Linked DNA regions of Homo sapiens: region 2 is linked to region 1. The links are chromatin loops, found by intact Hi-C in ENCODE. Cell type or tissue: HepG2. All regions are shown on one strand. Links, peaks and the distances in the headings refer to the core of each region. The heading gives the core; the rest is flanking DNA. Region 1 has its middle 31 kb from the start of LINC01429. Region 2 has its middle 8.2 kb from the start of SALL4.

What was found. A loop is a pair of places that touch in the nucleus more often than their neighbours do. Peaks named below come from ENCODE experiments on the same cell type or tissue, not always from the same donor. Only the 100,000 strongest peaks of a DNase experiment are listed, where the experiment ranks them.
Region 2: a loop joins it to region 1, with 2.1 times the contacts of the local background. A loop is called at or near these places in 1 of 110 quality-filtered maps.

What each region holds. Positions count from the first base shown.
Region 1 is chr20:51,891,537-51,895,930 of GRCh38, reverse strand. No RefSeq gene overlaps it. Among named protein-coding and RNA genes, the nearest start is that of LINC01429, 31 kb to the right of the region's middle. RefSeq lists enhancers at 2,213-2,713, 2,714-3,214. In HepG2, for the core only: no CTCF peak of the experiment used is centred there; a DNase peak (open chromatin) is centred at 2,010; H3K27me3 peaks cover 307 bases.
Region 2 is chr20:51,808,572-51,812,965 of GRCh38, reverse strand. No RefSeq gene overlaps it. Among named protein-coding and RNA genes, the nearest start is that of SALL4, 8.2 kb to the right of the region's middle. RefSeq lists an enhancer at 1,246-2,118. In HepG2, for the core only: a CTCF peak has its summit at 2,653; DNase peaks (open chromatin) are centred at 1,795 and 2,625.

The DNA of each region.
Region 1 (4,394 bases), core at 281-4,280:
GTGGGTGGATCGCTTGAGGTCAGGTGTTCAAGACCAGCCTGGCCAACATGGTGAAACCTGGTCTCTACTAAAAATACAAAAATTAGCCGGGTGTGGTGGTGGGTGCCTGTAATTCCACCTACTCGGGAGGCTGAGGCATAAGAGTCGCTTGAACCTTGGAGGCAGAGGTTGCAGTGAGCTTAGATAGTGCTACTGTACTCCAGCCTGGGAGACAGAGCAAGACTCTGTCTCAAAAAAAAAAAAAAAAAAAAAAAACAAACCCCACAAGGAAAGAAAACTGGCACAGGCTGGAAGACACTAAAGACAAAGAACAGTCACATGCAATGTGGGACCCTGGGAGGGATCATGGAACACAAAAGAGACATTGAGGAGAGCAGCAATGAAATTTAAATGAGGTCTGTAGTAGTAGTAGTAATGATAATAATGTACCAGTGTTGAAATTTTCTGTTCTTGGTCATTGTACTCTATAAGTATGCAGACTGTTAGCAATAGAAGAAGGAAGGTGAGGATACAAGAGGACTCTGTACCATTTTTGCAGCTCTTCTTAAGTCTAAAATTCATACTAAATGAATACTTTTTAAAAATTAAATGTTGGTGCCAGGTGCAGTGGTGCGATCACAGCTCACTGCAGCCTCTACCTCCGGAGCTCAAGCAATCCTCTCACCTCAACCTCCCGAGTAGCTGGGACTGTGGGAATGCACCACCACACCTAGCTAATTTTTAAGTGTTTTGTAGAGACAGAGTCTCACTATGTAACCCAGTCTGGTCTCAAACTTCTAGGCTCAAGTGATCCTCCCTCCTAAACCTTCTAAAGTGCTGGGATTATAGGTGTGAGCCACTGCACCCAGCAGGCCCTTTTATAAGGGGCCAAATCCCCTCTACAAGGGCTCTAATCTCATGACTTAATTACCTCCAAAGGCCCCACCTCTTAATACTGTCACTCTGGCCATTAAGTTTCAACACATGAATTTTGGAGGAAATATTTAGACCATACAAAGGGCTTAGTCTTATGGGCTAGAGCAGGGGCCCCCAACCCCCAGGCCGTGGACAGGTACTGGGCTATGACCTGTTAGGAACCAGGCCACAGGGCAGGAAGGGAGTGGCAGGTGGGCGAGCGTTGCCGCCGGGGCTCCACCTCCTGTCAGATCTCTCTAGGCATTAGATTCTCATAGGAGCGGGAACCCTATTCTGAACTGCGGATGGGAGGGATCTAGGTTGCACGCTTCTTATGAGAATTTAATGCCTGATGATCTGAGGTGGAACAGTTTCATTCCAAAACCATTTCCCCCAACCCATCCCATCCATGGAAAAATTGTCTTACACAAAACCAGTCCCTGGTGCCAAAAAAGTTGGGACCCACTGACTAGAGCTCTGAGTTTGAAGACACATATTGGGAGGAAGTACCATTGGATCTCTATATTCTACATTCTAGCAAGAGCGTGGAGGGGAGAGGAAGGGAGATACGGAGAGATGGCAGGCGACAGCAGAGCTTACATTTATAACGATGACTCATTTTTGTATAGTACTGTATATACGGCTTTCAAAGTCCTTTTCCAACACCCATCATCCCAGCACTCAGGAAGGACGGAGGAGGTAAGAGGAAGTATCTGAAGCTCAGGGAGTTGAAGAGAAGCCTGATGCAGAGACATAGAGAATGTGTCATTGCAAGGTCACAGACCCTAAACAAATGAATAAATAAATAAGTGCTTTCTGATGACCAAGTTGGCTGGAGGAGCAAGGTAGTATGGAACTGGTGAGGAGAGTGAGGGTGACTTGGAGAGGTACCTGTGCCAGAATAACTCTAAATTTTATCGTTATCCGAAGTATATGGTTCTTGAGGATTTTGGCAAACTACTTTTCCGTTTCTGCAATTTTGGTTCTGAAGGTAGACATGAGCTCATAAACACAGAGCTAAAGATTTTCTTTACAGTAAACAAATACTAGCTCAGCCAGGAGATCCAAGTTAACATCAACAATGATAAGTCGTGTTGATAGAATGTACCTTTGATCTAATGTGATGAGAATGGCTTTACCTCTGTGGTTTTCCTTCCACAAACATTTAACAACAAATAAATCCAAATTGAGGGACATTCTTTTTTTTTTTTTTTTTTGAGACAGAATCTCACTCTGTCGCTCAGGCTGGAGTGAATGGCAGGATTTCAGCTCAATGCAACCTCCGCCTCCCGGGTTCAAGCCATTCAATTGAGGGACATTCTACAGCATATTTGCCCAAAGCTCCTCAAAACTGTCGAGGTTTTCAAAACAAGGGTAGTCTAAGAAACTATGACAGCTAAGTGTAACCTAAAGAGACATTAGAACTAAATGTAATGTGGTGGTTTAGATAGGATCCTAACGCAGTAAAAGGACATTAGGTAAAAACCAAGGAAACCTGAATACAGTATGCAATTGAATTAACAATAATGTATGGCTGGCCGGGCGCAGTGGCTCACACCTGTAATCCCAGCACTTTGAGAGGCCAAGGTGGGTGGATCACCTGAAGTCAGGAGTTTGAGACTGACTCATGGCCAACATGGTAAAACCCCATCTCTACTAAAAATACAAAAATTGGCCGGGTGAGGTGGCTCATGCCTGTAATCCCAGCACTTTGGGGGGCCAAGCTGGGTGAATCACTTGAGGTCAGGAGTTCAAGACCAGCCTGGCCAACATGGTAAAACCCCATCTCTACTAAAAATACAAAAATTGGCTGGGCGCAGTGGCTCACACCTGTAATCCCAGTACTTTGCAAGGCCAAGGCGAGTGAATCACTTGAGGTCAGAAGTTTGAGACCAGCCTGGCCAACATGGTGAAACCTTGTCTCTACTAAAAATACACAAAATTAGCCGGGTGTGGTGGTGGGCGCCTGTAGTCCCAGCTAATGAGGAGGCTGAAGCAGGAGAATCAATTGAACCTTGGAGGTGGAGGTTGCAGTGAGCCAGAATTGCACCACTGCACTCCAGCCTGGGTGACAGAGCAAGACTCCGTCTCAAAAATAATAATAATAATAAAATAATAATGTTTGGCTAATAGTTTAACTGATTAAAACAAATGTGCCATGCTAATGTAAGATGTTAATAACAGGGAAAACTGTGTTTAGGGTATATGGTAACTCTTAGTACAATCTTTTCAATTTTTCTGTAAACCTAAAACTGTTCTAAAATTAAAATTTTATTTATGAAGAAGAGAATTGGCTGGGCGCAATGGCTCATGCCTGTAATCCCAGCACTTTGTGAGGCTGAGGCAGGTGGATCACGAGGTCAGGAGTTCAAGACCAGCCAGGCCAACATGGTGAAACCCCGTCTCTACTAAAAATACAAAAATTAGCTGGGCGTGGTGGCACATGCCTGTAGTCCCAGCTACTCAGGAGGCTGAGGCAGAAGAATCGCTTGAACCAGGAGGCTGAGGATGCAGTGAGCCGAGATCACGCCACTGCTCTCCAGCCTGGGAGACAGAGCGAGACTCCATCTCAAAAAAAAAAAAAAAAAAGACAATTGACTCTAAAGCAAGAAAAAAAAAACAAATATTTCAGAGTTTATAACATAAGTAGTAATAAAATCTATGACAAATACAGTGCAAAAGACATGGGGAGAGGGAAGTATATTGCTACAAGATTTTTATATTATATGTGAACTGTTATCATTTGATGGTACATTGTGATAAGCTGAAGATGCATACTTTATACCTTAGAGCAACCAAAAAAAAAAAAACAAGATATAGCTAATAAACCAGTCATGGAAATAAAATGGAATCCTAAAAAATAACTCATTCCAAAGGGAGCCAGGCAAAAAGAAGGAAAAAGAATAGACTACAAATAGGACAATAAAAAATAAAGAGCAAGATGGTAAATTTAAGTTCAACCATATAAAAAATTCCTATAAGGGTAAATGATCTAAATATTCCAATTGAAGTCAGAAGTTGTTGGTTTTGTAAGAGAGCAAGACCCAACCATATGCTGTCTCTAAGAAACTCTGCTTTATTTCTTATTTATTATTTTTTTGAGGTGGAGTCTCACACCACCTTAGGTGTGTGTTACTTAGGCTGGAGTGCAGTGGCACAGTCTCAGTTCACTGCAACCTCTGCCTCTTGGGTTCAAGTGATTGTCCTGCCTCAGCCTTCCAAGTAGCTGGGATTACAGGCGTGCGCCAGCATGCCCAGCTAATTTTTGTGTTTTTAGCAGAGAAGGGGTTTCACCGTGTTGGCCAGGCTGGTCTCGAACTCCTGACCTCACGTGATCTGCCTGCTTCAGCTTCCCAAAGTTGTGGAATTATAGGCATGAGCCATCGCACCCAGCCTGAAACCCCACTTTAAATATAAAGACCAGGTAGATTAGAAGTAAGGGATTGAAAAAGATACTCCATGCAAACACAAAGCCTAATAAAGTGGATTGGCTGCATTAA
Region 2 (4,394 bases), core at 180-4,179, 83 kb after region 1:
GCCACTTGTCTCCTTTTCAGTGAAGCCTTTCCTGATCACCCTACAAGAAAAGCATCCACTGATGGCCTCTGTCCTTTTACCTTGCTTTGTCTTCAAAGCACGTGCTCCTAGATGCTGTTCATTAAAGATATTTGCTTATGCAATGCAATTTGTTTATGCAACGGTGAATGAGATGAATATGGCCCCTTCTGTCACGGAATGCTTATTCTGGAAAAGAATATGTTCTAAATCATGTCTTTCGTGTTTCCATCCCATCCTAGCCATATTCTAGGCAGAGTCAATGTACCATAGACCACCATTGGCCCACAGGCTAACATTTTTGCAAAAGCCAACAATTTTGACATTAAACTTTTAGACATTTTAGGCTGAACTACTTAAGGTTTTTCATGTCTAAATTCCCAGCACTGGGTGAGCTCAAGGCCCTGTGCATAGCAGACAAAATTATTACTCCTTGAATGAATGAATGATCAAATAAATGACCATGTAAATTAAATAACTCCGACTCCAAAACTATCATGTATGTTGTGCGTCTGCTTAATATTATGAGAAAGCTTAAACATTCCTGCTGTACCCTGAAATAATTCATGTGGTAATAGATGTTTCCTAAACACTAATTATATGCCAGGGGCTTCACACAAATCATTTCTGATTTTTGCAGCGAAGCCACAAGCAGCGATTACCCTCCCCATTGACTAGGGAAGAAATCAAGGCATAGAGAGGTTGAGAACCTGGAGGAAATTATCCAGCCCAGATGGAAACTGCCAAGAAGCAAGATCTACATCTGGGTCTGTCTGACTGTGCTTGTCGACTCTGCTGTCTTTAAGAAATTAACTTGCAGATCATTTGGAGAGTGAAGAAAGGGAGATGACTCCTTTCTTATTCTCTGTGTTTAACTCTTGTTCTGTTTCCTAGGGGTTTATGCCTTCTGTTTTGGTTTTTCCCTTTATTCCTCTACATTTATCATCCTCCTTTGTTTTTCTTCTTCTTCAGCATTTGCTCTCTTCTCTTCTCGCCTACCCAGTTGGCTTTTCTCTCTTTCCCTCCATTTCTCTCTTTAGTTACCCACACCAGACTAGGGCCAAGTCATTTGTTTACTTGAGCGTCTGAGCGAGAAAAGAAGTTTAAAATCTCTCCACACATTAAAACAAAGAAAAGAACATTTTATATTCCCTTTCATGGTCAAAAGATGATCCTTTCTTCCCCTTCACAGAATCCATTTAGGTGTTTATAGAGCAGTTATCTTAACAATGACTGTCCTTTGCTTTTCTCTGTGTTCCAATTAACATTCTTAATTGCCTCGTTCTAAACGTCTCACTTTTTGTGTGTTGCCTAGAGTTCTCTGACAAGTTTATTTTTAATTATAATTTATATTGCAAAGCCGGATAGATATTTATAACAGTCAACTTTCCATTGTGCCGCGCTTTTAGCTCTTTAAGCTTTGTTATAATAAAGTTTGCAGCGAATTTGAAGAAGCGCCTTCTCAGTAATAGTTTTTAAACATAGAGTTTACAATAGGCACTTTTTAGGGGACTAAGGGGTTGGATTTGTGCCTGGTAGATAACAAAAAAAAATTTTCTTTTAAGGCAAGAGAAAACTTTTAAGAAGGGTTTTGGACGCCAGTACAGAAATATTTAAGTAAAGAGTGAATCAGACTTATGTAAAAAGGAAATGAAAAGGAAAGCATTTCTAGCAGAAAAAAAAATGTTCAATCAATTGAACCTTTGACTTGTTTTTGAAAATCTATACATTTCTGCTGTCCAGTTACGCAATATGTGAGTGTCCCGATAAGCATGTTTATGAGATGACCCATTTAGCTTGATCACTCATGTTACTGAGGCCCTGGTCTTGCACAAGAGCCTACAAAAGGAGTAAGATAGTATTTGAAAAAAGCTCTCAAAGGGCTGTGAATCTGTGAAATTCATTTCAACATTCACTTCAGAAAGACTCAAGATGGTAGGCCTTAAGGCAAGAAATCCAAAATTTGGACAGAGCCGTCTATGAGCAAAGACGTTCCCTGAAATGTTACTAAAGTAAAGACAAAGATCTCAAATACTCAACAGGGGTTGGTTAAGTGAATTAAAGGTTCATCCACAGAGTGAAAAAATAACAAAACACATTTACAAAGATTTCTTTCAATGCGGCAGGAGAATCTTATGATAGCCCATTCAGTGAAATAAACAGAATTCCAAAATGTTATCTTTCTCTAATCTGCAGGCGGAGAAGTAGATAAATTACTCAAATCATCACATGAGTGAATATAAGACGGTAATTGTGCAATCTTTGAGGGAAAGGGTCGAAATGCTGAAGTTTGATTTAGTTGGGAAGGTTAAGAAGCCTCCCCTGGAGAAGATAAGAGGATTTGATTGTGACTTAATACTTTTTAGAAAGGACTTTACTATTTTTTTTTTTAATGGTATTAGTTAGGTGCTAATATAGCCTTGAAATCATATTACCTGTAAGCCTCGTTTCTCATCTCTGGCACCGTTGACCTTTTGGGTCAGCTATTCCTTTGTTGTGGAGGTTATCCTGGGCATTGTAGGATCTTAAGCATGACCCCGGGCCTCTACCTACTAGACAGTAGTGACAACCGAAAATGTCTCTAGACATTGCCAAATGTCCCCTGGTGGGGGAAAAGGCACATTGTTCCCATTAAGAACTGCTGCTGTGGACTTAGAGAACCAACATTCTCGACTGTATGTGTGTGCCTGAGATTGACCGAAAGACTGCATGCTTGGACTAGCATGAGTTTCAAGCGACTGAGGAGTAAAAAAAGCTAGTCACACAAACTATTTTATTTATTTATTTTTTTTGAGACGGAGTCTCGCTCTGTCACCCAGGCTGGAGTGCAGTGGCACGATCTCGGCTCACTGCAAGCTCCGCCTCCCAGGTTCAAACGATTCTCCTGCCTCAGCCTCCCGAGTAGCTGGGACTACAGGGGCCCGCCACCAAGCCCGGCTAATTTTTGTATTTTTAGTAGAGACAGGGTTTCACCGTGTTAGCCAGGATGGTCTCGATCTCCTGACCTCGTGATCCACCCACCTCGGCCTCCCAAAGTGCTGGGATTACAGGAGTGAGCCACCATGCCCGGCCAAATCTTTTATTCTTAATCCATTTAGTCTTTAACCAGCAAACTTACAGAAGAAAGTATCATTTCTGACAATTCACTCTTGCTTTAATAAGCTTGTTGGAAATTTTTTTTTTTTTTTTTTTTTTTTTTGGAGACGGAGTTTCGCTCTTGTCGTCCAGGCTGGAGTGCAATGGCATGATCTTGGCTTACTGCAACCGCCGCCTCCCGGGTTCAAGTGATTCTCCTGCCTCAGCCTCCCAAGTAGCTGGGATTACAGGCGCCCGCTACCATGCCTGCTAATTTTTTTTTTGTTAAGTAGAGACAGGGTTTCACCATGTTGGCCAGGCTGGTCTCGAACTCCTGACCTCAGATGCCCCACCCACCTCGGCCTCCCAAATATTGGGATTACAGGTGTGAGCCACCACGCCCAGACAGAATTTTTTTGTTTCTTTGAGACAGAGTCTTACTCTGTCCCAGGCTGGAGTGCTGTTGCGCGATCTCGGCTCATTGCAACCTCTGCCTCCTGGGTTCAAGCAATTCTCCTGCCTCAGCCTTCTGAGTAGCTGGGATTACAGGCGCAAACCACCACGTCTGGCTAATTTTTGTATTTTTAGTAGAGACAGGGTTTTACCATGTTGGCCAGGCTGTCTCGAACTTCTGACCTCGTGATCTGCTGGCCTCGACCTCCCAAAGTGTTGGGATTACAGGCGTGAGCCATTGTGCCAGGCCCTTTTTTGTTTGTTTGTTTTTTAAGACTGACTCTCACTCTGTTGCCCAGGCTGGAGTGCAGTGGCATGAACAAGGCTCGCTGCAGCCTCAAACTCCTGGGCTCAATCAATCCTTCCACCTCAGTCTCCTGAGTAGCTGGAACTACAGGTACACACCACCATGCCTGATTAATTTATTTGTTTGTTTTGTTTTGTTTTTCTGAAACAGGGTCTCGCTCCGTCACCCAGGCTGGAATGCAGTGGCACGATAACAGCTCACCGCAGCCTCGACTTCTCCAGGCTCAGGTGATCTCCCACCTCAGCCTCCAGAGTAGCTGGGACTATAGGTGCGTGCCACCATGCCTGGCTAATTTTTTTGTGGTTTATTTTCTGTAGAGATGGGGACTCCCTATGTTGTCCAGGCTGCTCTCAAACTCCTGGGCTGGGCTCAAGCAGTCCTCTGGTCTCAGCCTCCTAAAGTGCTAGAATACAGGTATGAGCCACGGTGTCTGGCCTGGAATATTTTTACCTTTTTTTTTTTTTTTTGAATACACAGTTGTAGGCTTCAATACATCAGCTGCAACTAAGAAGACTAATTGGAGCTAGAAATTGTTCAATAC